Regions from separate parts of the Homo sapiens genome. Here region 2 is linked to region 1. The links are chromatin loops, found by intact Hi-C in ENCODE. Cell type or tissue: IMR-90. All regions are shown on one strand. Each heading gives the region's core, and the rest is flanking DNA. Links, peaks and the distances in the headings are about the cores only.

What was found. A loop is a pair of places that touch in the nucleus more often than their neighbours do. Peaks named below come from ENCODE experiments on the same cell type or tissue, not always from the same donor. Only the 100,000 strongest peaks of a DNase experiment are listed, where the experiment ranks them.
Region 2: it touches region 1 in a loop (22-fold over the local background); 1 of 110 quality-filtered maps calls a loop at or near these places.

What each region holds. Positions count from the first base shown.
Region 1 is chr16:51,808,846-51,825,149 of GRCh38, reverse strand. No RefSeq gene overlaps it. Among named protein-coding and RNA genes, the nearest start is that of LINC01571, 54 kb to the right of the region's middle. In IMR-90, for the core only: a CTCF peak has its summit at 6,604 (motif pointing left); DNase peaks (open chromatin) are centred at 6,589 and 8,029; H3K27ac peaks cover 249 bases.
Region 2 is chr16:52,183,017-52,199,320 of GRCh38, reverse strand. No RefSeq gene overlaps it. Among named protein-coding and RNA genes, the nearest start is that of CASC22, 67 kb to the left of the region's middle. In IMR-90, for the core only: a CTCF peak has its summit at 7,587 (motif pointing left); no DNase peak of the experiment used is centred there.

The DNA.
Region 1 (16,304 bases), core at 3,149-11,148:
TGATAAGAGGGCCTGTATCATCTGCTGCTCAAAAATTGTCCAAGACATAACATATTTATAAATAAATGTAATGAAAGCATCCATGATTTCTATTATAAAACCTCTAAAATATTGCTGACAAAAAGTGGAGAAGGCCTAACAAAATAGAGATATATACTATGTTCATAGAATGGAAGACTAAATATCACTAAGATGGCAATTCTGTCTAAATTGATCTGTGCATTGATCACAGTTTATAGATCAGCATTCCAGTAGACTTCTTAAAGATATAAATTGGTAAGCCAATTCTAAAATTGATACGAAAATGCAAGAACCTAAATAAAGAACAACTAAAGACAATTTGGATGGCCTATACCTTTTGATTTAAAGACTTACTATAAAACTATCATAATCAAGATAGTTTTATATTACCAAATATATAGACATAGAAATCAATGGAACAGAATAAACATTTCAGAAATAAATACACACATATATGACCAATTGATTTTCAAGGTTTCAAGGCAATTTGATGAAAAAATGAAAGTCTTTTTAACAAGTACTGCTGGATCAATTAGATATGTATGGTGTAAAGAACATCAACCCTTACTTTACACCATACATAAAAACTAACTCAAAGTGTATCATAAACGTAAAACCTAAAACTGTCAAGTTTCTAGGAGAAAATCTTTGAAGCCTTGGGGTAGACAAAAGTTTCTTAGAACACAAGAAGCAGAAGCCATGAAAGAAAAAGTTGATAAACTAGATTTAATAACAAAACACTTTTATCTTCAAAAGATATTAAGTAAATAAAAAGACAAGCCATTGACTGGGAGAAATATTTGCAGCACATATTTTAGATAAAGGACTTGATCTAGAATATATAAACAATTCATCCAATTCAATGATAAGAACACAACTCAATTTTTAATATATAGGCAAAAAGTTCAGATGCTTAGTAAAAGAAGAGATAAAAGTGATCAAGCATATGAAAATATGCTTGTCATCATGAATTTTCAGAGAATGTCAAATTAAAACTACAATGAGAAACCACTACACATCTTTTACAGTGGTTACAATTTAAAAGACTGAACATTTAAGGTGTTGGAGAGGATTTGAGCAACTGAAACACTCCTCACGCTGATGGGAATGGAAAATGGCACAACAGCGACTTTTAAAACATTTGGCAATTTCTTAAAAACTTAAACATAAACATTACATAATCTAGCCATTCTAATTCTACATATTTATCCAGGAGAAATTAAAGCAGATGTTCAACCCAAAACTTATACCATCTGATTTAAAGACTTACTATAAAACTATCATAATCAAGATCGTTTTATATTACCAAATATATAGATATAGAAATCAATGGAACAGAATAAAGATTTCAGAAGGAGACACACACATAAATGAACAATTGATTTTCATCAAAGGTTTCAAATGAAAGTCTTTTCAACAAGTTATGTTGGATCAGTTAGATACCTATTGGGGAAAAAAAGTAAAAAACCTCAAACCTTACTTCACACCACACATAAAAACTAATTCAAAGTGTACCATACATGTAAAACCTCAAGTTTCTAGGAAGAAATCTTAGAACACATGAATGTTCACAGCAATTTATTAGTAATAGAAACTGAAATCAACCTATGAACAGGTGAATAGGCAAACAATACCGTTCAACAATTAAAATAACCAAACTATTGATTAATGAAATACTATGTATAAATCTCAGAAATTCTAGAAAATGCAAACTAATCTGTTGTAGCAGAAAGAAGATCAGTGATTGCCTGGAAGCAGGAGTGGAGGGAGGGATAGATTAGAAAGTTGAGGGGTAATAGAAATGCTTACTATCCTGATTATGGCAATCGTTTCTTGAAGGTATACATATGTCAACACTCAGAAAGTTGTACATCTTATAGAGTGTGTTGTATATCAACTTTAACTCCATAAAGTTGTAAAAACAAAAACAAAAACAAACCATTGTCAATGTTCTCTCACTGCCTACAGAATTAAAATCAAACTTTCAAGAAGGTATTTAGGCCAGGCTGTCTGTAATTTTACTCCAGTAGGCCTTCCCAGTCTTAATTGCCACCCAGTTGTTCCAGACACTCTAGATTTCTAGATCTTGTCCACACACATCTGCTTTTCTTCCATGTGTAGCTCTTTCTGCCTAAAATACACTTCCTTCTCTGTCTGCTTGTCCTAATTCTCTTTCACCTTTGTGGCCTGTGGCAGATTGCTCACTGCCTATCCAATATCCTTTCTCTCTTCTTTCTTATCAACAGAACTTCAGTTGTGTTCAGTATATCCAGCTAAAAATGTGAAGCAACTAAAACGCTCCTACATAGCTGGTGGGTATTTAAATTAATCCACCGACTTTCAGTTTGGGAATTTCTTCCCTCTGTGCTTTTGAGCATGGCCATTTGACACACTTTTGGCCAGTGAGATATGCATCAGTGGAGATCTGGCTTTCCTGAGACAGCTGCTGCCTCTTCTCAGTTCTTGCTTCATCCTTTGTTGTGTCTGAAATGTAACTGATGCCCAGAGGTGCCACAGCCATTCCACCACCATGAGCATAAGAGCTACATGTCAAGGAAAGTGGATGAGGGAGGTCAAAGAAGCCTGGGTTGCTGCTGGTGCTGCTGAGCTGTGGTGGTTTCCCCAGCTACAAGGCACTATCTATCCATCTGCTCTAAGAATCTTTCACTTCCCCCAGTTTGGACACACTGCTCTTTGTGACTTGAGTAGCACCTTACCTGCCCTGCTTCATGTTACCTGGCACAATCCATCCTATGATGTGCCTACTTAGGCACATGCTGTATTTACTTTCCCAATGAGACCCTGGGTCTCTGAGACATGTGCCCAATGCCCAACCCAGCCTCCACAGGCTGAGCTCCAAAAGGGTCTCAAAAGCTGCCCAGTGTGGTGGAAAGTATTTGGGTGTATGCCTGCCTGCCCCAACCTCTTGCCAGCTTTGTAACCCACAGCAGCCACATAACTCAGGGACTAAGTTTCATCATCTGATACATGGATATGATATTAGTCCTTACCTCTGAGGATTGTTTTGCTGTTAATTAGGATAATCCGTGAAACATATCAATCTCATAGTAACTGCTCAGTAACTGTTGATGGTGATAATAACCAAATGATCGCCTCCCCTCCTTCCCCTTCTCCAATCCACTCACATCTGCACAGTCCACATTCAGAAAAGTTTCAGTAAAAGTAGTTCAGATGCCTCTTAATCTTTTCCCCTGACATGCAACAAGGCCAATAAGGTGGGAAGGGTGGATGATGACCATAAAATGCATCTAGGAGGGGCTTCTCTCCTCTTCATGGTGTCTATGCCTTAAATGGCTTCTGCCTCAGCTGGGAAACCTAATTCAAAAATTCCTTGGCAGACTACTGTTTTACATTTCCAAAGTACACATGAATTTCCTAATCATTTCAGAGGTATGGACCAATGGCCGGGTGATAATTTTAGAGACTCATCTTTGTACACAAGGCAGGTTAATCCCTAAGCATTTGGTGCTCATGGTCTTCCCAGTTAGGATTTTTTTTCCCCAAAATTTTTAATTCACTACCCAGCTCTCTAAAGTTCAGAGCTAACACTGTATTTTTACCATCTAGTTGCCTAATTTAAATAAGCAATCTTACGTCATTGTGCCTCAGTAAAATGGGAATAAAGACAGTACTCCCCAAGCTGTCTCTCTGGCTTCAAGTTTCAGCTAAAACTTGACTTCACCTTCGTTGACTGCCCTTTACAGGGCAGTGTTATTGAGGAATGGATAGGCTGTGAGCTCCCTGATGGCATCTGGACCATGTATTGTGTTCCCTCTAGAGCCAAGAACACTGCCTGGCGCAGAGGGGATGCTTGGTAAATATTCATTGTATCACTAAATGAACAATCTGTTGAAAAATCTGATTTGAAAGGACAGAGGAAAACTGGAATTGAATTCATTTCTGGTTCAGTTTGCATTCAATTACTGATTCAGTCAATCAATATTTACTGGGTATCTACTATAATCCAGGCACTGTTTAACTTCTTGGTTTGTATTAGAAATATAATTTCTAATCTACTAAGGTCTTAACCCTGCATATGCCTTAGAAAAGTAAAATGTTTGACTTTTCTAGAATTGGGCAGGTAAAAGCAATGGTTCAGTTTTACAGCATCTTGAAGAAGCCTTTTCAGCCAGGTTCGACCCAAATTTGCTTACACATGTTACCCACTCAACCAAACGTGTAAAGCATGTTGTTCTCTGAGCTCTTCTATGTGATCCAACCCTATATATTATATTACACTTATAAAATACCATGAAGCCCTTATGAATTAAAAGATAATTAGTGGTTCAACACACACAAGACATTAGGCTCAAAGTGTCAAAAATGTCATGAAAGACCATAAATCATGGTCTGCTTGCATTGATCCCTTATAGAGTTAGTTTTTAAATCATCTCTTTAACACCTTGTAAATGTACAAACAACGATGGACCCAAGGGAAACTTTAATATGTTTTTCATACATATTTTAATTTCATCTCAAAGTGCTAGCTGCATAAAAATTAAGTCAGACTCACAAAAACTCATTGATTTCCTCAGGATAAAACCCATCTGTCCAAACTAATTTAGAGCCTTTTTGAAGCCGTAAAGTTAGTCCTGCAACACTGAGGTCATTATGGGCATCCTGAGCTGGAGGAACTCTTGTGTAATTTTAAGAAGGCAATTTTGTTATATTTACTGTATTTAAATACAGTGCTACTTTTCACGAACAAAAGCCTCACTGTGTAACTGTATTGAAAGTAAACCAGAAGCTGTGAAAAGCGAGATCTGTTCTTTTCCTTGTGATTAATGCACCTTTCTGCCAAAATTGAGACTTCTTAACTGAGCTCATTTAATACAAAGTAAACGAATTCTGCTCTTTGGATTTGATCCTCTGGTTAAACCCTATAGATAAGGCTTTAACAGTGAATAGCTTTTCATTCTAAACAAAGGATGTTTTGATAGAAAGGTCAATACAAAGGTCTTTTATATTGTGATAACAGGAAAGGGAAATAACATATTAATGGAAACCCATGCCATGGTGGTCCAGGCTGGAAGGACACACAGAAGTAAAGACCATTCGGAAGTTAGAGAGGAGTTAGAGACCCATGGCCTCAAGAAGCCCTGGCCTTCTTCTTTAAATCCACTTCCAAAGGGCATTGTCTTTTATTATGCACCAAGCAAAGTAGACTGAAGAAGATCACAGTGCAATTTCAGGAAAACTGGAGAGTTACAGTTGCATTTTTCTCCACCCTGCCCTTAAGGACCAAGCCATGCAGAACATCACCCCTGAAACCATAGTGATGCATAGCGGAATTTTAGGATGATGGAGATTTAGGCATTTGAATAGGACAAATTAGCTGAAATTTCTGCTGCATCAGGATGCACAAGATCAGGAGTTCCAAGCTGTGACAGCATCACCCTTACAAGCTAGGAGGCCTTTTCTTTGTCCAAGTGAGGCTTCTTAGTCAGCTCTGCCCAATTTCTTAACCTTGCCCAGCAGGCCAGGCATATTCCTTTCTTCTTACTTGCCACTTTAATTTTCTTTCTCCATTTCCCAAGGAAAGTTTCATCATTTTATATATATATATATATGTATATATATATATATATATATATATATGTATATATATATATATATATATATATATATATTTTTTTTTTTTTTTTTTTGAGACAGAGTCTTGCTCTGTCACCCAGGCTGGAGTGCAATGGCACGATCTCGGCTCACTGCAACCTCTGCCTCCCAGGTTTAAGCAATTCTACCTCAGCCTCCATAGTAGCTAGGATTATAGGCGCACAATGCCACAATCGCTGTTTGTTTGTTTGTTTGTTTTTTGTATTTTTAGTAGAGGCAGGGTTTCACCATATTGGCCAGGCTGGTCTCGAACTCCTGACCTCAAGTGATCCTCCTGCCTCAGCATCCCAAATTGCTGAGATTACAGGCATGAGCCACCGCACCAGGCTAGGTTTCATAATAATCTAACCTAGGAGCTGGAACCTTTTTGTGCCTACCTCAGAGGGAAACAGGTTGTATTTGTTTTTTGTTTTTAGTGAGAACATCCCTATTTCCTTAAGAAGTTTCTGCTGATTATGGGAAACAGCAGAATTGAAAGGAGTAAAGTGAATTAATGGACAAATTGGTGGTTAGCTTAACTCATTTCTCTCATTCATTTATTCAACAAATATTTATTGAGCAACCACTAGGTCCTAAGGATCCAGCTAGATGTTAGAGATACACATATGGATTAGTCAGTCCTTGCTCCCAGAGCCAGAGAAAGACAGACCTATAAAAGGAGAAATCAGGGCACAGTTGAATGGAAGGCAAAGCTTTAAATATCCCTGGCCTGGCTGATGGCTTCCAGCCACTGCACTGGTCTGCCAGGACACTAACCAACTGACCAGTACTGACAAGGGTAGGGTTGTTTTGAATTTTTCATCCCCAAATGCTTTGAAAGTTTTCTTTATCGTGTCTTATAGAAGAAGGAGGAGAAGAGAAAGGAGAAAATGCAGTAGTAGGTCAAGTATTTGCAATAACCAGAGTTCAATGTTTCCTAGAGAGACTGTCTGGTTCCACAGTGCCCCCTTCTGGTAGGTTGCCATGGAGCAACAACCAGTGAAAAGTCTACGGAAGCAGGAGCTTCTGTTTACCGGTACATTACATGCATCACTGAATCCTCTCATCAAGTCTTCGGGGAAAGATTGGTATCATCTTCATTTTACAGATGAGGTTCATTCAGGTGCAGTGACCTAAACAAGGCCATACATCTTACATGCACCTGGAGTCAGGAGACAGACCCAGCCTAACTGGGTCTAATGTGTGCTTAAACACTCCATCTTTCTCCTTTTATAATTTATTGGTCAATCAATCAGCAGGTGCCTACTCCCCATCAACACCATGCTAGGCACTGGGAATTAGGGCTTTCCCTTCTCCCGCTTCTTGGGTATTTTCAAAGACCATAGGATGCTGGCAGAAAAAGGAAAAATCACAAGCTAGAGGGATCTGGTTCAGCCAAGAATTCATGAAGGCAGAGCATGATACAAACTAATACAATCCTAATAGCTGGGTTTGGTACAGATGGATAATAAGAAATATTTTATTTTCCCCAAAATATTCTTCCTGACAGAGTCTCTCATGTTACTGCGCATCCTTCAACCTCACTTACGAGAAACAGCATTTATGTGCACTGACTTCCAAACATGGCGCTAATCATTTGCTGTTTTCCTATTGAAAAAATCAAGTATTATATAGAGTTAAAAAGCAGACTTATTATTTCCTATTGTATAGGGCAAGATAATAACACATCTGTCTTTATCTATATTGGCGTAATCTCATTAGACAAAGTTAATAAAAGACATTGAAGAAACGAAAGAACTCAAAACAGAATTACCATTCAGCCCAGCAGTCCCACTACTGGGTATATACACAATAAAATATAAATCATGCTACCATAAAGATACATATATGTGTATGTTCATTGCCGCACTTTTCACAATAACAAAGACATGGAATCCACCTAAATACCCATCAATGGTAGGCTGGATAAAGAAAATGTGGTACATATACACCATGGAATACTATGCAGCCATTAAAAAAGAATGAGATCATGTCCTTTGCAGGAACATGGATGGAGCTGGAGGTCATTCTCCTAAGTGAACAAACACAGGAAAAGAAAACCAAGTACTGTATGTTCTCATTTATAATTGGAAGCAAAACAGTGAGTCCATATGGACACAAAGAAGGGAACAACAGACGCTGGGGACTACTTGAGGATGGAGGGAAGGAGGATGGCAAGGATCAAAAAACCACCCATTAGGTACTATGCTTATTACCTGGGTAGTGAAATAATCTGTCCATTTGTGGCCCTGAACCTAAAATAAAAGTTTTTTAAAAGGCAGTCTGCTTGAATGTTGAGCAAGATGTTTCCTAATTCTCTTCCAAGGAGAGAAGAGGCTGTGATAAGTACTCTTGTAGCTACCATGCTCCTCCTTACTGATTCACTCTGCCCTAAGTCTGTCAGCTTCCAGGGCCAGCCAAGGCCTCTGTCCCTACATGACTAATCTTCACTGTTGTTATAAACAATGTCCTACACACCACACAAAAAGTCCTCAAGGACCATCTTTTCCTGCTGATTGTCCTCAGCAAGATTTCAGAGCTCAATGGGATCTTATCTCTTTTTAAAATGAGCCTTAGGATGAGGGTCTGCATAGTGTAGAAATTAAGTTCACACACAGATCTGAGATTGAACCAGGTCAGGCTACATATGTATTGTGTGTTTGAAAAGTTATTCTTTCCCTTCTAATACTTTTAGTTTCCTCTTCTGTAAAATAGATGCAATAATACCTATCTCAGGAGGACTGAATGGGATAATGTGTGGAAAGTGCCTCTTAAATGACAGGCAGTATGTGATCTCAAAGTAACGATTTAATTCTTATCTATCTCAGAGATTATGACATCTTCCTGGAAATACCCTGCAAAAGCTTCTAAAGGATAAAGAATATAGGCACCTTACCCTAAGCATCATTTAAAATCAAGTTTGCATTAGAGAAATGCAAACCAAAACCACAATAAGACACCAGCTCACACCAGTCAGAATGCCTATTATTAAAAATGTCAAAAAATAACAGGTGCTGGTGAGGATGCTGAGAAAAAGGAATGCTTATACAGTATTGATTGGAGTGTAAATTAGTTCAACCATTGTGGAAAACAGTGTTGTGATTCCTCAAAAACCTAAAAATAGAACTACCATTTGACCTAGCAATCCCATTACTGGGTATATACCCAAAGGAATATAAAACCTTCTATCATAAAGACACATGCATGCGTTTGTTTATTGCAGCACTATTAACAATAGCAAAGACATGGAACCAACCTAAACGCCCGCCAATGATAGACTAGATAAAGAATATGTTATCACATATTTAACACATACCATATAATATATATTATATATATAAAGCATAATGTTAACTTTATGAATATCACATGTGTTAATTTATTTTGTGGTCAAAAACAAATAATTCAGATATTTATGTTATTTTATTTTGCAGAGACATATGAATAGCCAGCAATTTTCATAATGCACATAATAATATCATACCACATATTATCATTATATTGCATATTATTCTTCAGTAATGTTAATTTTCTCTGAGAAGTGATATCTCTCTCTTCAGCTCCTCAAACTCTCAGATTTTAGTATTATCCCAGGATACAATTTTAAAAGATTTTCTATTTTGAGTAATATCTTCTCTTCTTTTTCAAAAAGAATTTTATGTTTTGAGAAGAAAGATAAGCCCTATAGAGTAAGATGAAATATAAACAGTCAGATCAGATAAGCTTCATGGACATCATAGGTCTTTATCTTGGTTTATGAGCACTTTCTGTAAAAGCCTCTGAAATATGACCTGGTTATGAATTGAGGTTAGAAGCAGGCAACTGCGAGACCTCTGTTTAGCTTTGGGTGATATCATGGCCACGGCCAGGATGCCGTAATGCCTAGTTAATATATTGCATCTAACAATTCTAATTTTTATGTATATATTTCATTTTGTAACTGCAGTAAAACACTCCAAGCATAGCATTTCTGGGTAATGACTCTATTTTTGAGCCCCTTGGGATCAGAGGGGTACTATGTGTAAATTAGAAAAGCCCTTATAGTCTTAAGATTTGCTCCTGCCAGTAAATCTCAGTTCAGATCTGTGATTAGGGTGAACAAGATTTAAATTGAATCTGAAATCATTCATGGTTCTCACAGAACCACACTAGAGAAAGGGAAAGGGGAGGATTTTGAGGATCCTTCAAAACTTCCTCCCAGCCTAAGCAGTTCGGAGAAAGAAGTGAATACAGAATTTAAAAGCATGGGCCAGGTGCAGTGGCTCACACCTGTAGTCCCAGCACTTTGGGAGGCCGAGGCAGGTGGATCACTTAAGGCCAGGAGTTCAAGACCAGCCTAGCCAACATGGTGAAATCCCATCTCTAATAAAATACAAAAATTTGCAGGGTGTAGTGGCACATGCCTGTAATCCCAGCTACCTGGGAGACTGAGACAGGAGAACCGCCTCAACCCGGGAGGCAGAAGTTGCAATGAGCCGATATCGCACCACTGCACTCCAGCCTGGGTGACAGAGTGAAACCCTGCCCCCCCCCAAAAAAAAACATGAAGCTGCTTCAAGTGCCCATTTCATCCCTGTGTGGACAGATCTCAAACAATTGATTGTGAGCTTGAGATGAGGTGAATCGCATCTTCTGTGGACTGGAGAAGTTTGCTTTCTCCCAGCCAATTCAAAACGTCTGGATTCTGAGATAAGGTGAGTGGAAATTCCTTTGGCACTCTCTAAGCTGCCTCCAACTCAATCCAGTGAAAGTCAAACTCAGCATTACTATTTTTTTCCCCTCTGTGCTGTAAAGTCTGAATTCTCCAAGACAATTTCCTAAACTGTTTAGGTCTCAACCCTCACAATGGCTGCTCCCCATTTCTTCCAAAACTCTTATTCACTTGTTTGACGCATCTATGTGTTAAGTTGTTCAGGAAGAAGCATTTAACATCTAAAGCCCATTTCATTTCTTTCTTTTTCTTCAAAAATATCTTGAAACATCATTTGTTTTTTCTTCATTAGAAAGAGGAAATGGTGTTTTATCAAAGGTAAATAGACTTGAACGCTGATGGGTTGAAGTTCTGTTCACCACTCAAAGCCCATAAGTTTGATTAGGTACTAAACTTGGCACAGAGAGTCCTTCATTCACCCTGTCAGCCAAGTCACGCCACTGGTCTCAACTTTTGGAAAATTAATTACCTACATGTTGCTTGTGAAGCCTGTGGGTAGCTGACTTATTTGATCACAGCTTAAGCAAATAGGAATCTACTCTTCATTCAAATTCAGCTAAAAGTAACTGAGATGTTAAATCTACTGACTCTATTTTAAAACCAGATTTGAAAAAGATTTTGTTCAATATCTGTGGAGATGAAATCTTATGGCTAGAAAAGAATAAATGACATGTTTTATATTAGACATATGTATTTGTATCAATTAAATTATTGAACTTTGGTTGTTTTAGGAACTAAACTTAAGAGAAGAATTCAAATAAAATTCTGACCCACCCACATCTGAAGCTTTACCAACTAATAATATTTCGATGTATAGGTCACCATAACAGAGATGCTATAGACAAGACATAGTCTCCAAGTTATGAGCACTTGATTTACAAAGGCACCAATGTGTTAATTTCTGGCCATACTCTACACCCATGGATCACTGGAAAACGGCTCGCACTTTTCTTCATACCTCCCCACCCTCCCAAAAGCAGACTAGCAACTACGCTGTCCTGGGCCCATCCTGCCACCTGGTGACTGAGACAAAGCACTGCTTTGTGCATTGCTTTTCATTCTAGTTCCTTTTTATTTCCCTACCCCAGTCCCCAACACTTCCAACCAGGGATATCATGTTCATGTTCTCATGTTACTTTTCTTTTGCCTTCATTTCTCAGTTAATGCCAACCTCACAGTATATTTTTTTCATAACACATACACACTTTAGTTTTGTTTTACTCCATGTCTTCATTCCTGCTTCCTTTCAGTGTTTATCCATGATCAAATCACACTCTTCCTTTTTCTACCACTCTTCTCATTTTTGAGTCAAACAGTGATTCTCTTCAGGGCTTATAATGGCAAGAATGATTGCACAACTTATGTAACTGATGTTTAGAACAGCAAGGGAGAAGAGAGTCTTTTTTCTTCATGGAGCTTATGTTCTGGTGGGAGAAACAAACAACTTATATAAATATAATTAATATAATTTTAGTGAGTGACAAATGCTGTGGAAAAAATAAGACAGGCTCAGGGGATGTAAAGTGATGAGAAGCCCCAATGAGATACCATTCACCCTTCGGGTTGCAGAAAATGTCTGATAATGGTATGATATGTTACACTATGTGTTGACAAGAATATGGAGCAGAACTTCTTACCCACTGCCAACGGGAGTGTGAACTGGTACAAGCACTTCAGTAAACAGCTTGATATTATGGACCAAAATGGAACATGCACATGGCCTATGATGCTGCTATTCTAATCCTAGAGAAAAACTTGCCATGCCAATAACATGTCCAGAATATTCATAGGATTGTTATTCATAACAAAGATCTGGAAAAATCCAAATGCTTACCTATAGCAGAATGGATAAAGTGTGATATTGTCCTATCACAGAATAATACATGCAGTGAAAATGAATAAACCGCAGCTACACCCATCAATATGGATGGTTCTCAAACATGTTACATTAAATTAATAAGCAAATATAGTATGATTCCATTTATGTGAAGTTCAATATAAGCAAAACTAAACAATGAAATGTTGAAGGATGCATACACCTGTGGTGAAGAGCAAGGTCACTACTAACATGAAACTCAGCAGTGTAGTTAATCTGAGAGGGAAAGAGGGAGAAGGTTGGTTACAGGCCCTTCAGAAATTCCAAGGTACAGCAATGTTCTGTCCATCAGCTGGATTTGGGATGCACTTAATTCATCCATTTTAATGTATTATTATTTAAAATGCATATATTAATTATGGATATATTCTTTTATATGAGTATGATGTACTTAGCAGAAAAAAGGTTTTGTAGAAAATTATCAGAGTACAGTTTAGCTAGGGATGTCAGAAAAGGTCTCCTGTGGAAGTTTCACTGAGCAGAGGCCTGAATGATACGGAGAGATATGTGTAAGGAAGGTCTGAGCAGAGGGTTTCCCAAGGAATGGGATATAGCAAATGTGAAGAACCTGAGGGGGCAAATGAGTTTGGTGGTTTCTAAACCAGGGAGAAGGTCTGTAAGGCCTGAGAGAAAATTAGAGAGAGGGAGAAAAGAGTTAGGCAAAAGAAAAGGGACAAATTACATAGATTCTTCTAGGCCAGAGTTGAAGTGACATATCTGCCTAAAGAAGAGGAAAGTTATATGGCAAGAGATGTTAAGAATATGAAGAAAGCTCTGTATAATAGTCACAAAAGATTCTATGTGCTATACCTTAGCCTTCAAATAATATATATATATGTATGTAATATGCATGTATGTATATATACACATGGAATAATGGTAGTGCCACCACCAACAGACAATAGAAAAAATCTTATAAGACACACAGAAAAAATCCAGTTCCGTGACGCTCCCTCATTTGTACTTCTCAAAGACAGCAATTTTAATATTTTTGTTTTTAGTACACTTTTTACCCCTACAGCTCTGAAGACTGTGTTGTAATCAGTCTTTCTTGGTGAGTCAATGCTGGATATTATCCACTGGCTGATTTTTTTTTTTGGTACGGTCAATAAAAGTTCTATTCATTGACCACAGCAAAGATGAAAGTTCTATTACTACTCTTAGTTCCCATGCAATATCAAACCATATAATTAAATTTCTATTTCTTGTTCCAGCAGCTTTAGACAAAATCTTTCAAATATCTGAATGATAATATTATGTTATCATATATATATATGATATTTTGTTAATCATAGTTAAGTTTTCCAAGATTTGGCTATGATTTGATTTTAAAGCCAGAAACATGATATTCAGTGATATTAAAATAACTGTATTTGCTTCCTACAGAACAAGAATTATATATATTTTTGAGGGTTTAGTGTTATGACTCTTTTTGTCACTTAAAAGTGAATAGTCTTAGCCATCAAAGGCAAGTGGATTTTTGTTGTTGTTTTTTATTTTATTAATTGCACAATATCATTCCACATTTGAAGTTCCATATATCTGCTTTCTGGTATGGTTTTGTTGTCATTGTTTGTTACTTTATTACTTGAATTTTGAGTTACATTTATTTTAGGTGGTAGATTTTAAAAGCATTTTCCCCACAATTAATCATTAGAAATTGTGTTTTTCACTTATTTATTTATTTTGAGGCAGGGTCGTGCTCTGTCACCCAGCCTGGAGTGGTGCAGTGGTACAATCATGACTCACTGCAGCCTTGAACTCCTGGACTCAAGCAGTCCTTCCACTGCAGCCTCCTGAGTAGCTGAGACTACAGGCCCACACCACCACATTCAGCTAATTTTTTATTTTTTTTATTTTTTGTAGAGATAAGGTCTTGCTTTGTTGCCTAGGCTGGTCTCAAACTCCTGGACTCAAGCAGTCCTCCCACCTTGGCCTCCCAAAGTGCTGGGATTACAGGTGTGAGCCACAGCACCTGGCTGGGAATAGCGTTTTTTTTGTTTTTTTGTTTTTTTTTTAGATAGAAAAACTGAGGCTTAGGTGAAAATGATGCTATGAGGGTGACACATTATTTAATGTTTTGTTTGATTTCAAATATTTTTATTTTAAAAGTATCATTTTCCACTATGGCTCAGACAAATACCCTTTTCTCCTTGGGAAATAATTGAGTGAAAGAGATCTCTGAGGGCTAATATGTGAACTTACACACTACTTCTAACACTGACTTGTGGGCCAAATGCTTTCTCACATCATTCCTTAATTAATTTATGCATGAATCTTTGAAATATAACTTGTTTTTTTAAAACTGAGATTATTTGTAGAGGAGAAGACAAGTTAAAAGCAGGTAATGTAATTTTAAAATAGTACATTTTTTTGAGATAGAAATATAAAATTCAGTTCTATTCAAAAGCACAGCTTATATAATGTCAACTTTATGGTTTAAGGTTTTCGTCTTTTTGATACCAGAATGCATCCCTTATCTTCAATGTGTTCTTTGGTGGATTATGACAGCCTGCCTGCTGAAATGGGTTTTTCTTGGTATCCAGCTTCTTTTCTTTTTAACACATACAACACACACACACACACACACACACACACACACACACACACACAATTAAGGGAAGTATCCCAGAGTGCCAATCAATAAATGCAGATAAAATATCACTGAAAATGTCAGTAGATGGAGAAAATTGTGTTTATCCAGCTTTCATGGAGAAAACTGTAAACAGTCAAAAGAAGAGCATTGGAAAGCTTCTTGCAAGGAACTGAGTAGGATCTGGACCCCCCCACAGGGTGGAGCAACTAGTGCCTTCCAAAGAGGCAAGATCTTGTTAAATTGAAGAGGTTTTGTGTTCTCGGGCAAGTATTCTGATGACCTCTTATTCACATCATTGGCAAAAGAGGGTTCGCTCACCCTAATGACATCCAGCACTGGACAGGTAAGCTTGAAAACATATTAGTAGTTATATATACTCACAGCTTGGGGAAGAGGTCACCACATGTGATGCAAGGCCATATGGCGGTTGCACCCTGGAAGAGTGAAGTGAAGCATCAGGAGCTGTGGGAGACAAGCTTTGTAGTAACAAAAGGGTGGAGTGCCTTGTGGTTCCTTCAGCAGAATGTGATTGGCTTGTTTGAATAATTCTGTGGTTTATCCGGGAAGCTAAACCCATTAGGGAGACCCAGTAGAGTAAAGCAAGTCCCACTGATGGAGAACTAGCTGGGTAGGGATGCTTTCTCATTGGATGCGAAGTATATCTAGCAAAAGTGGGGGGAAACTCATGATTATATCTTTGAGGCCTTATGTGACTCAAAGACGTCAAGGCAGATGTTAAAATATTAAGTCTCACAATATAACAGGATATACAAGTTAATGCCAAAGCTTAGAACAACTGGAGGAACTGATCATAACAACAAAGTTCTTGTTGTCACAACCTCTTCAGTGAGTCCTGAGCTTCTCCTCAAAATAAATATTGAACATATTGTTATGGACTAAATTGTTTCCCTCCAAAATTCATCTGGTGAGGCCTTAACCCCTAATGTCATTGTATTCAGAGACAGAGCCTTGAAGTAGGTAATTAAACTTGAATGAGGTCATAAAGGTGGGCCCTAATTTGATAGGACTGGTATTCTTATAGGAAGAGGAAGAGACACCAGATATCTATCTATCTATCTATCTATGCATCCATCCATCCATCCATCCATCCATCCATCCATCCAGCTAGCTAGCTATCAATCAATCATCGATTTATCTGTCTATATCTATTATCTATCTATCTATGTAGCTATCTGTCTAGCTATCATCATCTATCATCTATCTATCATCTCTCTATATATCATCTGTCATCTATTATCTATCATCTATCTGTCTATTTACATACCTACCTATCTCTCTATTCATCTATTGTTTATCTATCATCTCTCTATCTACATATCTATCTATCTATATAGATAGAGTATAGAAGCATCTCTATAGAAGTGTCTATCTATCTATCTATCTATCTATCTATCTATCTATCTACTATCTCACCCTCCCTCCCTCTTCATGTGCACAGAGGAAAGCCCACATGAGAATACAACAGG
Region 2 (16,304 bases), core at 4,043-12,042, 370 kb before region 1:
ATCAGATCCTCCCAGCATTTCAAAGTTCTGGGAGTTAGGCTACTTTTCTCACTTTGGATTTCTAATGTCCTCCAGCAACTCATTCTCAGTTTACTTGATCTTCTCCAATTCCCAAGGCATTTTTCTCCTTTACGTTAGTTATATTTTGCTTATTAACAACGTAATATAGTTTCTAACATAGAATGTATTTTTAGAGCAGTTTTAGGTTTCCAGAAAAATTGAGCAAAAGGTACAAAGAGTTCCCAACACACCTTTCCCTGAACACATGGACAGCCTCCCCTGTCACCCACACCCCACAACAGAGTGGCCTGTTCGTTAAAATCTATGACCTACATTGATACATCCTTGTCATCCAGAGTCCACAGGTGACATTAGGAGTCACCAAGAGTGTGGAAAATACTTGGTGTAGAAAATAATACATTTTCTTGGTGTAGAAAATAATACATTTTCATTATTTTTATTATAAGAGCTTTGAAACATTTAAAAACTAAAGAAAATTAAAGGCATCTGTAATCCTACACCTAGATTTAACTAATGGTAATATTTTGGTTTTATAATTCACTCATCTGTGTGTGTATGTGTGTGTGTTCTTTTTTCTTATCAAAACAAGATCATATTGGGAATACCACTTTATTATTATTTTCAATTAACATTAGATCTTGGGTATTTTTTGACATTCTTAAATATTCTAACAAATGATTTTCATGACTGCATAGGTCTACATTGAATATTTGATCATGTTATTTCTACCCAAAAATTATTATAAACTCTGATGAAATGAACCTCCTCTGTGCCCTTTTTCCTCCTTTAGAGGCGGGATTCCCATGTTAAAGGGCACTCTACCGTCAGACTCTCTTTATAAGGAGCCAACCAGTCCTCAGGAAGATCCACCTATATGCAGAGAAAGAAAGTACTCTTTTATCTGTAAACTTACCAAACTAGATCTTTGAACCTAAAAAACATAAATTTTAAAAGCAATTAAAAAATCTGGTGTCTCAATTTTAATAATCAAGAAAACAAACTCTCTAACTACATGGATCCAAATATCTAGTGTTAAAAATAAATCCATTTAATAAGAACCTTCTAATCCTCTCCTAATAGTTGGGGATCAACAAAACTGATAGACTGCAAGCAAGACTAATAAAGAAGAAAAGAGAGAAGAATCAAATAGACACAATAAAAAATGACAAAGGGGATATCACCACCTATCCCACAGAAATACAAACTACCATCAGAGAATACTATAAACACCTCTACACAAATAAACTAGAAAATCTAGAAGAAATGGATAAATTCCTCGACACATACACCCTCCCAAGACTAAACCAGGAAGAAGTTGAATCTCTGAATAGACCAAAAACAGGTTCTGAAATTGAGGCAATAATTAATAGCTTACCAACTAAAAAAAGTCCAGGACCAGATGGATTCACAACTGAATTCTACCAGGGGTACAAGGAGGAGGTGTTACCATTCCTTCTGAAACTATTCCAATCAATAGAAAAAGAGGGAATCCTCCCTAACTCATTTTATGAGGCCAGCATCATCCTGATACCAAAGCCTGGCAGAGACACAACAAAAAAAGAGAATTTGAGACCAATATCCCTGATGAACATTGATGCAAAAATCCTCAATAAAATACTGGAAAACCGAATACAGCAACACATCAAAAAGCTTATCCACCATGATCAAGTGGGCTTCATCCCTGGGATGCAAGGCTGGTTCAACATACGAAAATCAATAAACGTAATCCAGCATATAAACAGAACCAAAGACAAAAACTACATGATTATCTCAATAGATGCAGAAAAGGCCTTTGACAAAATTCAACAACCTTCATGCTAAAAACTCTTAATAAATTAGGTATTGATGGGACATATCTCAAAATAATAAGAGCTATTTATGACAAACCCACAGCCAATATCATATTGAATGGACAAAAACTGGAAGCATTCCTTTTGAAAACTGGCACAAGACAGGGATGCCCTCTCTCACCACTCCTATTCAACATAGTGTTGGAAGTTCTGGCCAGGGCAATCAGGCAGGAAAAGGAAATAAAGGGCATTCAATTAGGAAAAGAGGAAGTCAAATTGTCCCTGTTTGCAGATGACATGATTGTATATCTAGAAAACCCCATCGTCTCAGCCCAAAATCTCCTTAAGCTGATAAGCAACTTCAGCAAAGTCTCAGGATACAAAATCAATGTGCAAAAATCATAAGCATTCTTATACACCAATAACAGACAAACAGAGAGCCAAATCATGAATGAACTCCCATTCACAATTGTTTCAAAGAGAATAAAATACGTAGGAATCCAACTTACAAGGGATATGAAGGACCTCTTCAAGGAGAACTACAAACCACTGCTCAATGAAATAAAAGAGGATACAAACAAACGGAAGAACATTCCATGCTCATGGGTAGGAAGAATCAATATTGTGAAGATGGCCATACTGCCCATAGTAATTTATAGATTCAATGCCATCCCCATCAAGCTACCAATGACTTTCTTCACAGAATTGGAAAAAATTACTTTAAAGTTCATATGGAACCAAAAAAAAGCCTGCATTGCCAAGACAATCCTAAGCCAAAAGAACAAAGCTGGAGGCATCATGCTACCTGACTGCAAACTATACTACAAGGATACAGTAACCAAAACAGCATGGTACTTGTACCAAAACAGAGATATAGACCAATGGAACAGAACAGAGCCCTCAGAAATAATGCCGCATATCTACAACTATCTGATCTTTGACAAACCTGACAAAAACAAGAAATGGGGAAAGGATTCCCTATTTAATAAATGGTGTCGGGAAAACTGGCTAGCCATATGTAGAAAGCTGAAACTTGATCTCTTCCTTACACCTTATACAAAAATTAATTCGAGATGGATTAAAGACTTACATGTTAGACCTAAAACCATAAAAACCCTGGAAGAAAACCTAGGCAATATCATTCAGGACATAAGCATGGGCAAGGACTCATGTCTAAAACACCAAAAGCAATGGCAGCAAAAGCCAAAACTGACAAATGGGATCTCATTAAACTAAAGAGCTTCTGCACAGCAAAAGAAACTACCATCAGAGTGAACGGGCAACCTACAGAATGGGAGAAAATTTTTGCAACCTACTCACCTGACAAAGGGCTAGTATCCAGAATCTACAATGAACTCAAACAAATTTACAAGAAAAAAATACAAAGAACCCCATCAAAAAGTGGGTAAAGGATATGAACAGACACTTCTCAAAAGAAGACATTTATGCAGCCAAAAGACACATGAAAAAATGCTCATCATCACTGGCCATCAGAGAAATGCAAATCAAAACCACAATGAGATACCATCTCACACCATTTAGAATGGCGATCGTTAAAAAGTCAGGAAACAACAGGTGCTGGAGAGGATGTGGAGAAATAGGAACACTTCTCCACTGTTGTTGGGACTGTAAACTAGTTCAACCATTGTGGAAGTCAGTGTGGCAATTCCTCAGGGATCTAGAACTAGAAATACCATTTGACCCAGCCATCCCATTACTGGGTATATACCCAAAGGATTATAAATCATGCTGCTATAAAGACACGTGCACACGTATGTTTATTGCAGCACTATTCACAATAGCAAAGACTTGGAACCAACCCAAATGTTCAACAATGATAGACTGGATTAAGAAAATGTGGCACATATACACCATGCAATACTATGCAGCCATAAAAAATGATGAGTTCATGTCCTTTGTAGGGACATGGATGAAGCTGGAAACCATCATTCTCAGCAAACTATCACAAGGACAAAAAACAAACACCGCATGTTCTCACTCATAGGTGGGAATTGAACAATGAAAACACATGGACACAGGAAGGGGAACATCACACACCGGGGACTGTTGTGGGGTGGGGGAATGGGGGAGGGATAGTATTGGGAGATATACCTAATGCTAAATGATGAGTTGATGGGTGCAGCACACCAACATGGCACATGTGTGCATATGTAACAAACCTGCACGTTGTGCACATGTACCCTAAAACTTAAAGTATTATAATAATAATAATAATAAATAAAAATAAAAAAATAGATGAGTAAGTAATTCCCTACCCTCAAGAATTTCATCCATTAGAGTGGAGATAGATGAATATGGAACTAAGTTCTGTGATGTGCCAAACTCTTGGTATATCATTAGTGCTCAATGACTATTTATTGAATGCATGCCTTGTTGAAGGGGAGCAGTGGGCAGTGGGATTGCCAAGGAGGAAGTCATTAATTTTTCCTGAGGGTGGTCAGGAGAAGCTTCCCAGAGGCGGTGGCTTTCCAGTAAAAGTGGCTTGCCCTTCATTAATTCTCTAGCTATTTATAAGCCCTGGACAGTCTTCTGGATACATGGTGATGGTCAAGGCCGACAGAGCCCTTGATCTCATGGAGCTTCTATTCTAGACAGAGAAGACAGACAACAAGCCAGGAAACAGCAACAGTAGCAGGCAATGTCAGGTAATAACAGTCGTGTGAAGTGAAAGGCAGACACTGCGTTAGGGTGAAGTTTCTTCCACCTGACTTCCGAGAGCAGCAAAGTTTGTCAGGCTGAGATAAGAAAAGCATCTGGGGGAGGAATAAGAGCCTGAGTGAAGTCACAGGTGGCTGGTGTGCTCCAAAAAAAACTGTGGAAGGCATGGCAGAGCAGAGAGCATCTGGAGCCCAAAGGGAAACCTGATTTGATCACTGGCCCAAGGTACCTCTGATGGGGTTTTGAATGAGGCAGGTATGAGGAAGCACTTTACATAGTTATTCTGTATGTTCCCTCCTCCAGCATCAATCTGCAGGTCTAAAAGCCCAGCCAATCATCGGCAAGTTTTGGACCTTCTGAAAAGCGAGGTAGATGTGAGTTCAGTGACAAGGTTGCCAGGCAAAATGTTGGATATCCACTTAAGCTGGACTTTCAGATAAACTTGCAATAATTTCTTTTAGTGTAAGTATGTCTCAAAAATTGCATTTGAATTTGAAAGTCCAGTTTAACTGAGTGTTTCACATTTTCACTTCCCTAAATCTGGTAAACTCTATTAAGGAGCTGGGAATACCAGACCCAGATGCCTGTGTCATTTTGCAAGGACTCTGAGATTAACTGAGAGAACATTGGAGAAAAACAGTAGTCCTGTTTTGGTTTTATTCCTCCCAGGACTAATAAAATTATTTGTTAAATAGTTTCTTTCTTCTGGGGATCCAGGAAGATGATTGTTAATGAATATTTAACTAGAATAAAGAGGGGACAGGCAGGATGGCTTATGCCTGTAATTCCAGCATTTTGGAAGGCTGAGGCAGGTGGATCAGTTGAGGTTAGGAGTTCAAGACCCCCGTGGCCAACATGGTGAAACCCCCTCTCTCCTAAAAATACAAAAATTAGCCAGGTGTGGTGGTTGGTGCCTGTAATCTCAGCTACTTGGGAGGCTGAAGCAGGAGAATCACTTAAACCTGGGAGCCAGAGGTTGCAGTGAGCCAAGATGGTGCCACTGCTCTCCAGCCTGGGCAACAGAGAGGGACTCCATCTTAAAAATAATAATAAAATAAAATAAATAAACAAATGAAATAAAATAGAATAAAGAGAAACAACCATACTTTCGATGACTGCTGTAGGAGAAGGCCTCTCATAAGGGTTTCACATTGGGAAGGGTGGGGTGCAAAGTCCATATATCGGCTCTTTTGGAATTCAGTGTGGTTGAAGGAGGTTGGCACAGTGCCTGTGTGTTCAGTTGCCCCAGGACAGTCCTAACTTACAGTCCTAACTGTTGTCCCACAGTGATCATGAACAGTGCCACCTTTCACTCTCAAAAATATTCTTCTGGTTTTCAGTGATAAAGGATGTGACCATTTCATGATGTGGCCAATAAACTCTGAGAACTGGGCTGGACTTTTTATAAACTGGGGGTGCCACATGACCTCACTGAGCCTCCCTTTCTTTATTTGTGAGTGATGGGGCATTGGGAAAAACTCTGAGCTCCCTTCCCAGCTTTGAGACTCTAATTTTGTGGATGTCTCTGGGCACAGCTAATGGTAAGAGGGCATTTGTTTACTTTCAGTTTGAAAATGATGTGATTTCAATTTTCATATACGCTGTGTCTGTTCATGCTAGCAGGGTTATATTAGTTTCCAAAAATCTTTCAAGAGAGAAAACTTAAAATTTTTGCTTTGTCCTTGGGATATGGAGACCAAATGCTAGGTAGTACCTGAAACAACTAGAGTTTCAGTGAATAAAGAATCGCAAGTGACCAAACATAACATTGGCTAATGTGAGCCCAGTTATGTAAGCAACATTTTAGATTTAACAAAATTGTGTAAGTGATACCAGAATATAATTAAATTTCTACCTTTTTACTCCTCTCTTATCTATGATGCTCCCCTAAACCAGGTTTATGTAAATCCTTCCAGATTTTGAAATACAAATCTGTATTTGCATTCATTTACATACATAGACATATAGTTTTTTAAATGAAAAATATGTACTTAACATTTTTAGTACATTGCTATTAATAATTTTCAGCCATCCTTCTCTTTCACTGAAGACAGATACATCGCAATCTTTTTCTTTTTTTAGCTGTGTGGTATATCAGAGTGTGGGTATATCAAAATATATTGAAATAATCTACTGATAGAGATTTAGTTTGTTTCCAATTGTCTGCTATACATGCACATACATATGTATATTCATGTAGCATACATTCTAGAAACAGAAAATTTCATCTTAATAGTTATTGCTAAATTGTTATTTTAAAAGGCTCTTTTGATTTGCATGCCAAATTGGGGGTGTGTTCCTGGAACTTGAAGAGAAATTTTGCATGAAAGCAAGGAGTCAAGGTGTTGGTTTGTCCTGAAATTTAGCTCTAAGTAATCTTTTTTTTTTCTTTTCTTTTTGGCAGTGATTCCTTGATCTGTGCAGTTGGATCAAACCTAGACCAAATTCAATCTTACTTATGTATAAACTTGGTCGCCATGACCTTGTGATTATCTGGGGAGTGATTTCTTGGTGTAGGCTGCAGTCCAACTATGAATGACCCTGATGGGAGAACACTTTTATCCTTCCATCTATAGAAGCTGAATTAGGCTTACTGGGATTAACTGGGACTGAAGGACTTGTTCATCTACTTTAATTATCCTGCCAATGAGAGCTTTTTTCCAGGCTGGATTTTGGATCACAAGAAGAATGGAGGCTGAAGAGACTGATAGCAGAGCTCAGTTAAAGATCTTATAGAAAAGGCGCTCAGAAGGGAAACTCTCGCCTAATGTAGTAGATAAGATTTTATTTTCTTTTTTTCTTTTCTAAAGGAGAGGCCATATTTAAAAACAAAACAAAACAGGTGCATTTTGTAAACTTTGAGTGTTTTGGCTCGTTGATGAAATTATTTCTCTAAGAAACCACATGAAAAGGCAGGAAGAAAAAAGGTATGGTTTTCTTTGCTCTAAAGCAAATCAGGCTTTTCTGTACTGAAACTTGCACCCATAAAGCCAAAGTTAACAAAAGGATGAAAGCTGGGAAAATTGAGGGACTAGGAGAGCTGAAGACAAAGACTGGACAAAATGGCCATCTTGCCATCATTGTGTTCTCTGCTGCCCTCTAGTGGTGCTGCGGGGGAATTGGGTGTAAAAATGTCTGAAGGTCATCCTTATGGAGCTGAATTGTAGAAGAGCGAAAGGCGGCATAAGGTATATCCCTTAAAGTGGCCCATCTTGTCAAATAGCCTGTCTAATGATGAGGGAACAAATATTGTCTCATAGAAACCATAAAACAGTGGAGCGTATGCTGCAATGAAGCTATCTAATAGTAGAAAAGAAAAATTATGGGAAACAGGACACCCTTTCCACCTAATTCAGTGCAACATACATATATTCAGCAAAGACCCTGTGCCAGATTCTGTGCCCAGCACTGGAAATGCAGGGAAGAATTCAACATGTCTCCTGGGTTTGGGCTGATCCAAATGTAGAGGGTGGGCACAAAAGAACAAGTGAGATTGCAAATAGCCGTATAAGAGGCATTTGACAAGACGTTTGCTCTTGATAGTAATTCCTCAGTCAAAATGAGATTACTCATGGAGCATTTTCATTTGTTCTAAAATAGGAAAACATTGCCTTGATCTGGGTAGAGGTGACAGCTCAGGGAATGGATAAAGTTTTCTTTCTTCTCTCTCTTTTGTAAAACACTGAATTTGGGCTGCTGAGATGGCACAACTATGACAGCTCAAAGTTTTAGTCTTGGTTTGAAGATGAAAGCCAAATCATGTACACGAGTTCTTTATTCCTCTGCAAAATAAATTCCTCTGTGAACTACAGGGAAATAAAAGGCTCTACTGAGGGGGATTGTCACACTGAATTGCAGCAGAGTCAAAGATGGCCACCTGCCCCCCATCTGTGCAGAGCTGTGCCTGATGCTCCTGAAGGAATCTTTTGTAGGCTCCTCCCCATCATCAACCTTAGGAACCCTCTTTATTTAGGGACATGGGCTTTGCTAAGGAATTCTCTCTTTCAGTTCTTTTGCTATCAGTTCTGGATTGCATTTAGTAAGAATTGATCTTCCACTCTTTGCATTAACCAAGAAGCAAGAGAGAGCATGAGGAAGAGTTAGATTAAAGGTGAGGGTTCTTTTTCAGTATCCAGAGAAACACTAATGTAAGTGTGTGTGTGTGTGTGTGTGTGTGTGTGTTTGTATTTAGGGAAGCTACTTGTACCTTAATCTGGAATTTATTAGAAGACCAAGGACTAAATCTCTTTAGCATCCATTCCCCTGCCTTCTTGCATTCACATTGGACTTTTTAGGGGCAATCAGTCCTTCTTACCCTCTGTCCTTATGGCTTTAGAGTTCATGCCACCTCTGACAGGTAAACCATAACTGGCCACTCAGAGTGTGACAACCTCTGGCAGCGTGATAAGTTCAGGGAAGGGCACAAAACCTGGACTGGACCAATCAGGGAGGTTGAGAGACTCCATTTGGGGGTGTTTATGGAAGATCTTGGGGCAAAGCACTGTGTTTATTCTGGGGTTTCTTAGTCATTTCTTGTATTGCTATAAAGAAATACCTGAGACTGGGTAATTTATAAAGAAAAAAGGTTGAACTGGCTCACAGTTCCACAGGCTGTACAAGAAGTATGGTGCTGGCATCTGCTTGGCTTGTGGTGAGGCCTCAGGAAAGTTACAATCACGGTGGAAGAGAAGGGGAAGCAGGCGTCTCACATGGTGGGGGCAGGAGTGAGAGAAACACTGATGGGGGAGGTGCTACATGCTTTTTAAATAACCAGATCTTGTGAGAACTCATTCACCATCATAAGAACAATACCAAAAGGATGGTGCTAAGCCATTCATCAGAGACACCTCCATGATCTTATCACCTCCCTCCAGGCTCTACCTCCAACACTGGGGATTACAATTCGACATGAGATTTGGTGGGGACACAGATTCAAACCATATCATGGTGTAAATAAAAAAGATGGGACATAAGCATGGAGCTGTTGATATCTTTCCGTCACGAAGAGATAAGTTATCTAAGAGTGAGACCACACTAGAAGAAAAAAACAAACTTGATGTGATGGTCCTAATGACACTGTTTGAGTTCCTGGATACAGTCATATTTGCAGCCTCATATATCTAGCCATGAACTTTTCAGTTAAGTGAGCCAATCTTTTGTCTCCTTTGTGTGCACTGAATCACTTGAAGGATTTGTTAAAATACCTATTGCTGTGCCCCACCTCCATGTTGGTCGAGGGAGCTGCCTGTGAACTTGCATTTCAAATGATTTTCCAGGAGATGCTGGTGCTACTGGTCTGGGAACCACACTTTGAGAACCAGTGGCTTATAATCCTTTTTTTTGGTTTCTGCTACTTGTAACCAAAATGTCCTGACTGATACCAGAAGATCTTTCTAAATGAGAAAGAATCTCATTCTTTGAAGAATTAATAGAATAAGATCAAAAAGAGTGTATGGGACCTAGTCAATAAGCACTTGAAAAAATGACATGGCCACAATTCATGGGGACCAATCTGACACTTTCTTTAGGGGGTTTTCCATTCTGTTTCTACTCACACCTGATCCCTTTTTGTGGCTAAAGGCAAAGCCAATGGAATATACGACAAATGAGCAAAAACAGCAGGACTAATACGTGTTTTATCAAAGACTTAAAATGCATGCATTGAGAAGATGCACATTTTTTCACTCTGATCCAGTCTGTCAATAAAATGCTTTTCATGAGAAACATCAAAGCCATTTCATCTGCAAATTTCATATTTTTGAATCCCTTAATCTACACTGTTGACAAAAATTTCTGTCAAGTGCCTCAAACCATTGTATTAACAAATTTCGTTTTGTCAATCATGATTTGGCCTGCTTGCAAATGCATTTTGTACTATTCCGCTCCATCTTGCAGGAAGAATACCTAACAGGCAATGCCTCAATCTTAATATTGAAAGCAAGTGAAGAGGGAAAGTAAAAGTGGTGTCAGAGCCTGTTCATTTAGCACATTGATCAGATGTCCCTGTGCATTTTAACTAAATCCAGCTTATCTGAAGTCTTCCCTGGGTAGTGCAAGCCACAGTGAAAGTAAGGGTATTATAACTGATGAAATCACACAGTGTTGTTCATACCTTTCTGTTTGGCCTTATTTGTTCATCACAGCCTTTCTGTCTTTACCTTCAAGACTTCTTATTGCGGTTAGTTCTGGTAGCTTGTATCACCGTTCACAAATGTCCCTAATTGCAAATTCAGGAGGATGGCATCTAGATTCCAGTGTCTTCTGATTCCACCATAACTTCATTCTAATTATCATGTCACTAAAGCAAAGAATGGTCACTAATGTTTTCCAGAGATGCTGTAAGAGCATCTTACTGTTTCTGCTCAAGAGGAAGCTATGGTGGGTGATCTCAAGCTTGAGATGTTTGTTTTCTGCTTTGCTTCTTCCTAATTCTTGGTGAAGGATGATAAGAAGAAGAGAAAATACTGAATCTCCTGACAGCCTCTGACATGCTAAATTGCTGTTTTTTTAAGTACTTCAAAACAAGAAAGTCATAGGCTAAGGCCATTAGTTCAAGTTATGTGGATCCCCTGTGGACAATTTGCAGATGCCAATGTATCCTGTAGGGAATTAGACATCTCCTTGAACTGCAGAGAAGAAATGCTCATTGGCTTAAATATTGAGCAATTTGAATTCAAGTCCTGACTCCACGTCATAATAGCTATTTGACCTTGAGAAGTCACTGGACATTGCCTTGCCAGGACATCTCCTCACCTGCACAATGGCGCTAAGAGAACCATTTACCCTGCAGACTTTCTAAGCTCCTGGAGATGTCAAAGGGGAGGACTTTATAAGCCAAAGTTTAGGGTGATTGTCAAGTGTTAGATATATAAAAGCCTGCATTGGATATTGTTTCAGAAATGCTACTTTTAATTTCACTATCTTAGAGGAGGCACTACGTTCATCTCTGTGGTATAAGCCAATGGAAGAGTGGTGATGAAGTTTGAGAACTTGCTGCAAATCTCTTCAATATTTCCCTTGCATATGGCCTGAAAACCTGCTCTCAGGTGATCTTTGGAGTGTGGCATGTGAAGGAGAAAGACCACATATAAAATGTGTTGATAAAGGTTTCTGTGGGGAAGTGCATGTATACACCACATTGGTTTCCTCAATGATCATCATTAGAAACAGAGATAGATAGGTCTGATGCAGGAATAGTTAAGACCTGACACTTAGAATCCTGCCCTTGAAGAGCAGGTAGCAGAGGGCAGCCGGCAGGTGGAACCGATTGCCTGTATGTCTAAGGGAGATAAAAGGCCACACCAAGGCCTAACATTTTAGTTTCCAAAATTTTGCTGTCATTCATTCCCTTACCAAGGAAGAATCATCTCATATCTGAGACACTTTGGACCCCAAACTATGCACAGGGACAGTGGTCACTACAAAAGCTCTATGGTGGCCAAGTTTGGGTGGCTATGGTTTTTTCAATGGAACCCCGTGTCCAGAATTACGGCAAGGATAGGGAGGTCTGTGTGTTTTTGTACATTCCTTCTCGACCCTTTTGAGACCTTTTCAAACTTCTCTTCTCCACACAAAACTACCTTAGCTCTGGTCCTCACTCTTCCCAAACGCTTTTCATTTCTAGGGCCATCTAAATCCATGCTTCCAGCATGGCAAGTGATGTGCAGCTAATAATGACTTCCTGGAGCTCTCAGCTCCAGATTTGCTGTCTGAAGCTAAGGAAATCAGTACACTGTTAGGAAGAAACAAATCAATTACAATAAGTGACAAACAAACAAACTCCTTTTTCTCAGAAGCCAAAGCTTGTGGAGTGAATTACAGAGACAAGAGCCTTCTGGGCTAGTGGTTTCTGGAGAATCGGCTTCAGGATGGATGTCCACAGACATTAGGAGGAAGCAGGCCTGGGGAAGACCAAGGGTAGAGAGAAAAGTAAAGTGGTAGCCTCTCGCCACAGGTTCTGCACATTCTATTGCACGTAACTGACTATTTCCCAGGAAACATTTGCATCAATCTTTGGTTTCTAGAAGCAGAGACAAGCCCACAAAAATAAACTACTATGTTGGATAGTATGGCAATCAGGACTTTTTAATTGTAAATAATGGATAATATCTCCCAAACTAGCTTATGGGGAAAAAAAATAAATGAAACCCTCTTGGCTTACATACCTTAATCATCTAAGGGTAAATTTTACATTTGGTGCAGCTGGATATAAGAGCGCATGCTGCCACTGATGTGATTTTTTTAGTCTGCATTTCTCGACTTAGTTTTATCTTTGGAGGACTCACTCGCAGACAGGTTTCTTCTCATAGAAGCAAAATGCCTGCTTCTGGTTCCCAAAGTCACATCTTACTAGTTTCAATTCTGGCAGAAAAGTGTTGGAGACTCTATGCCAAGCATTCTCAGAAAAATTCCTAAAATTCACTCTGATTTGGGTGGCTAGGGCCACATGCTCACTCCTGATGCAAAGACCATGTGAGGAGGACTCAGTCCTCTCACTGGCATAAGCATGGGTTGTATATTCCACCCAGAAGGGCTTAGGAGGACTGAGATGGAGCAGGTGGGAGAGTCACTGAAAATCAGAGCTGATGGCATAAAAGCCTTCTTTCAGTCATGGCTTGGTGTTAGAACACAAAAATTTCTATTTTAAGCTGAGAGTAATCAATCACATGATATTCAATGCTTAGAAGACGGTTGGAAAGGCTGAGATCAGGCTCCAGGAATGACTTTGAAAAGAGTAAACAGACTTAGCTCACATAGGGAATGGCCTCTCTTTCTACCCAGGAAACTGGAGAATTGACACACTGTCCTACAAAGTGCTGGCTTCTGTTCATACTCTCTTCGTGTGATCCAGGAATCAAGAAGCCACCATCAGAAACATTGGTTCCAGAGCCATGACACATGTGCTGAATCCATACCAGCAAAATGGCACCCTCCATCCTGCCTCATGATACCCACAATGCTAAGTCCCTTCTGTGGAACTCTACTAGCCCGACATAGAAAAATCAAATATTGTTGTGTCAACTCTAGCCAGCAGAAGCAGTGGAAGCATGGCTTCTCTCTCACTGCCATCTTCTAGGTCTTGTGCATCCCATTGGCCAAACCTAAATGATATCTTGAAACTTGGGGGGGTCTAAGAAAAACAGCATTTAGCTTTACAGCATCTGTAGCCACTAGAAGGAGGGTGAAATGGAAGTTAAATGGTCATCGTCATGGCCACCATGGAGGGCCAGTTAGGAATGTCTACCATAGGTAAGATTTAAATTGCACACAAGGCCTCTCATGGATATTCTCTATGCTAAACACTTCTCCTGGAGGAAACCATTTTGCTAAGGCAAAGCTGCCCAGACCCATGGAGGAACAGATATGCTGCATAGGAGAGAGTCACTCATAGGCCACCATGGAAGCTCAGTGAGGGGTCTGCTGTATGCACCTAGCTGGAGAAGAAACCCAAACATATCAACGTGGGGGGAACATGAAGTTCATATGATGCCTGGCTGGACAGAGAGCAGCAAACCATGGAGTAGAGAGCAGGCCAAGAAGGAAGAACGCCAGGCTGCCTTGACTACACACCCATGGCTGCTCCTGGGTCTGGTGACCCAATCTAAGACTGTCACTGTGTGTGTTTAGATTTCATGACCCTTCATTTGGACAATGCTTATTTACAGTGTTATTATAGCCAATGTTTCTTGTATGCATAGCATGGGCCAGGTCCTTCTATGCCCTTCACAGATATAATTCCATTTAAGCCACACTGCAATCCTGTTCCACAGGGACCAGCTTTCATTCATTTATTCAACAAATATTGTTGAATGCCCACTATGTAGTAGACCCAGTCCTAAGTGCTGATGTTCTAGCCATAAACTAAGTAGACAAGGATCCTTCCCCTTATGTCTTTTATATCCTAACAGTAACTATTATTATTCTCATTTGACAGGGGAGGAACTTGAGGCATGGGAAGGTTGCATCAGTCACTCAAGGTCATTGGGCCAGTGACTGGCGTATTTGAACCCTGGCAGTCGGCTGCAGAGCCTGTGCTCTCTATCACTTGGCAACACTTCCACTCCCTCATGTTTGCCCTGAGTAGGACCTTATCTCCATTTCACTGATGGATAAATTGAGGCTCAGAGCCTATTAGATGATGTGGTCAGGCTCATAGGAATAGTAAGAAGCAAAGCTGAAGCTCTGTCACCCCCATGCCAGCCACAGTGAAATCTTTTTAGGCTACATTCTGACTCCAACGCTCAGCACATTATTATCCTGCCTTCCCTGTAGTGCTCCCAATGATGATGATGATGATGATGATGATGAGAAGTGAGGGCTGGCATTCCAGGGCTAACTAGGTGCCAGGCTCTGACCTAATTGCTTTACATGGCTATCTCAGTTAATCTTTACTACTTTGTGAAGTATGTGCAATTATTATCCCCATTTCACAGGTGGGAAAAGTGACACGAAGAGTAATTTTCCCAAGATCACACAGCGAGAAAATGGCAGAGCCAAGGTTTAAATCAGCTCCCCCAATCCAAAGCCATTTGAAATTGCTCTTGACCTTAGCAAACCTCTGTCTTTCCTTCATAATCAGAGGAAGGGATTTGGGGGATGGCACAGAAAAACACTTTTCTTACTGCAGAAAGCATCTCATTTTCATCTGTGAAAACAAGTTCAGAATTGTGGTCAAGACTTACCATTTTGTCAAATCCACGCTGGATAAGTGTTCATGTCAGCACATGGCCAAGAGCAGTTGATAGGAAAAAAGAACCATCCTACGCCAGATTTTCTTTAGCGCCCATCCCCTGCTGCCCCTTGCTGTTCCGGTTGAAGCCGATTCTTGCTTTGGCTCATGCCTCTGCTTATTTGCAGTCATATTTCCAAAGGATATATTTTTATTGGAGCAATAATTTCCATCATAAGTTAAATAATTTGGCAATTTGCCTTTTGCATTGCAGGAAAGAAGCCCTGTATTACTTAGATTTGACTGCTTCATGCCAGTCTCAGGAGCTTTTCCAGGTGAGTAACCCCTGGAGGTCCAGCCCCACATCCTTATACCTGTTAAGAAATGTATCATGCTAAGGCTTTTCAGGCACTGCTGACATTTTTGGGCCAGGTAATTTTTAGTTGTTGGGATTGTTCTGTGCATTGTAAGATGTGTGGCATCGTCCTTGGCTTCTTCCCACTAAATGCCAGTCCTGGTTCTCCAGTCGTGACAAACATAAATGTGTACAGACATGGTCAGATATCCTCCAGTGGTAGGGGGTAGGGTGGGCAAAATTACTCCTGTTTGAGAACCATAGGATACAAGTATGAAATTGGGAGCCATAAAGACTTGCATTCTGAGCACTGCTCTGGTTGTGTGAACTTGAAGCGTAGCTGACTCCTTGGACACTCAAGTGTGCAATGGAAATGACAGCAGTACCCACCTCATAGAGTTGTTGGAAGGATTAGCTGAGATCATGTGAGAAATACGCAATGGTGGAGATTGCTATGAGTTCCCTGAAACTTGTCCTTCGTATTCCTGGACACAAAGTCACTCTATACCTCCCAGCCTCCCTTGCAGCCAGGTGAGGTCATGTCTCTGGGTTCTAGCTAATGGTTCTAGCTAATGGAATATGAATGAAAATCATGTGAGCTAGGTCCATAAAAGCCTCCTATAGGTGAACCTCCATGATCTCTCCCTGCCTGCCAGCTATTGGCAAAGTCTCTGAGACTGCAGGGCATGTGAGATCCACAAGATGGAAGCAATCTGTGTCTCCGTTTAGCTGCATGGAGCATAACTGCACTCCCTTCCTTTCCCTGCTGACTAGGCATTTTGCGAGCATA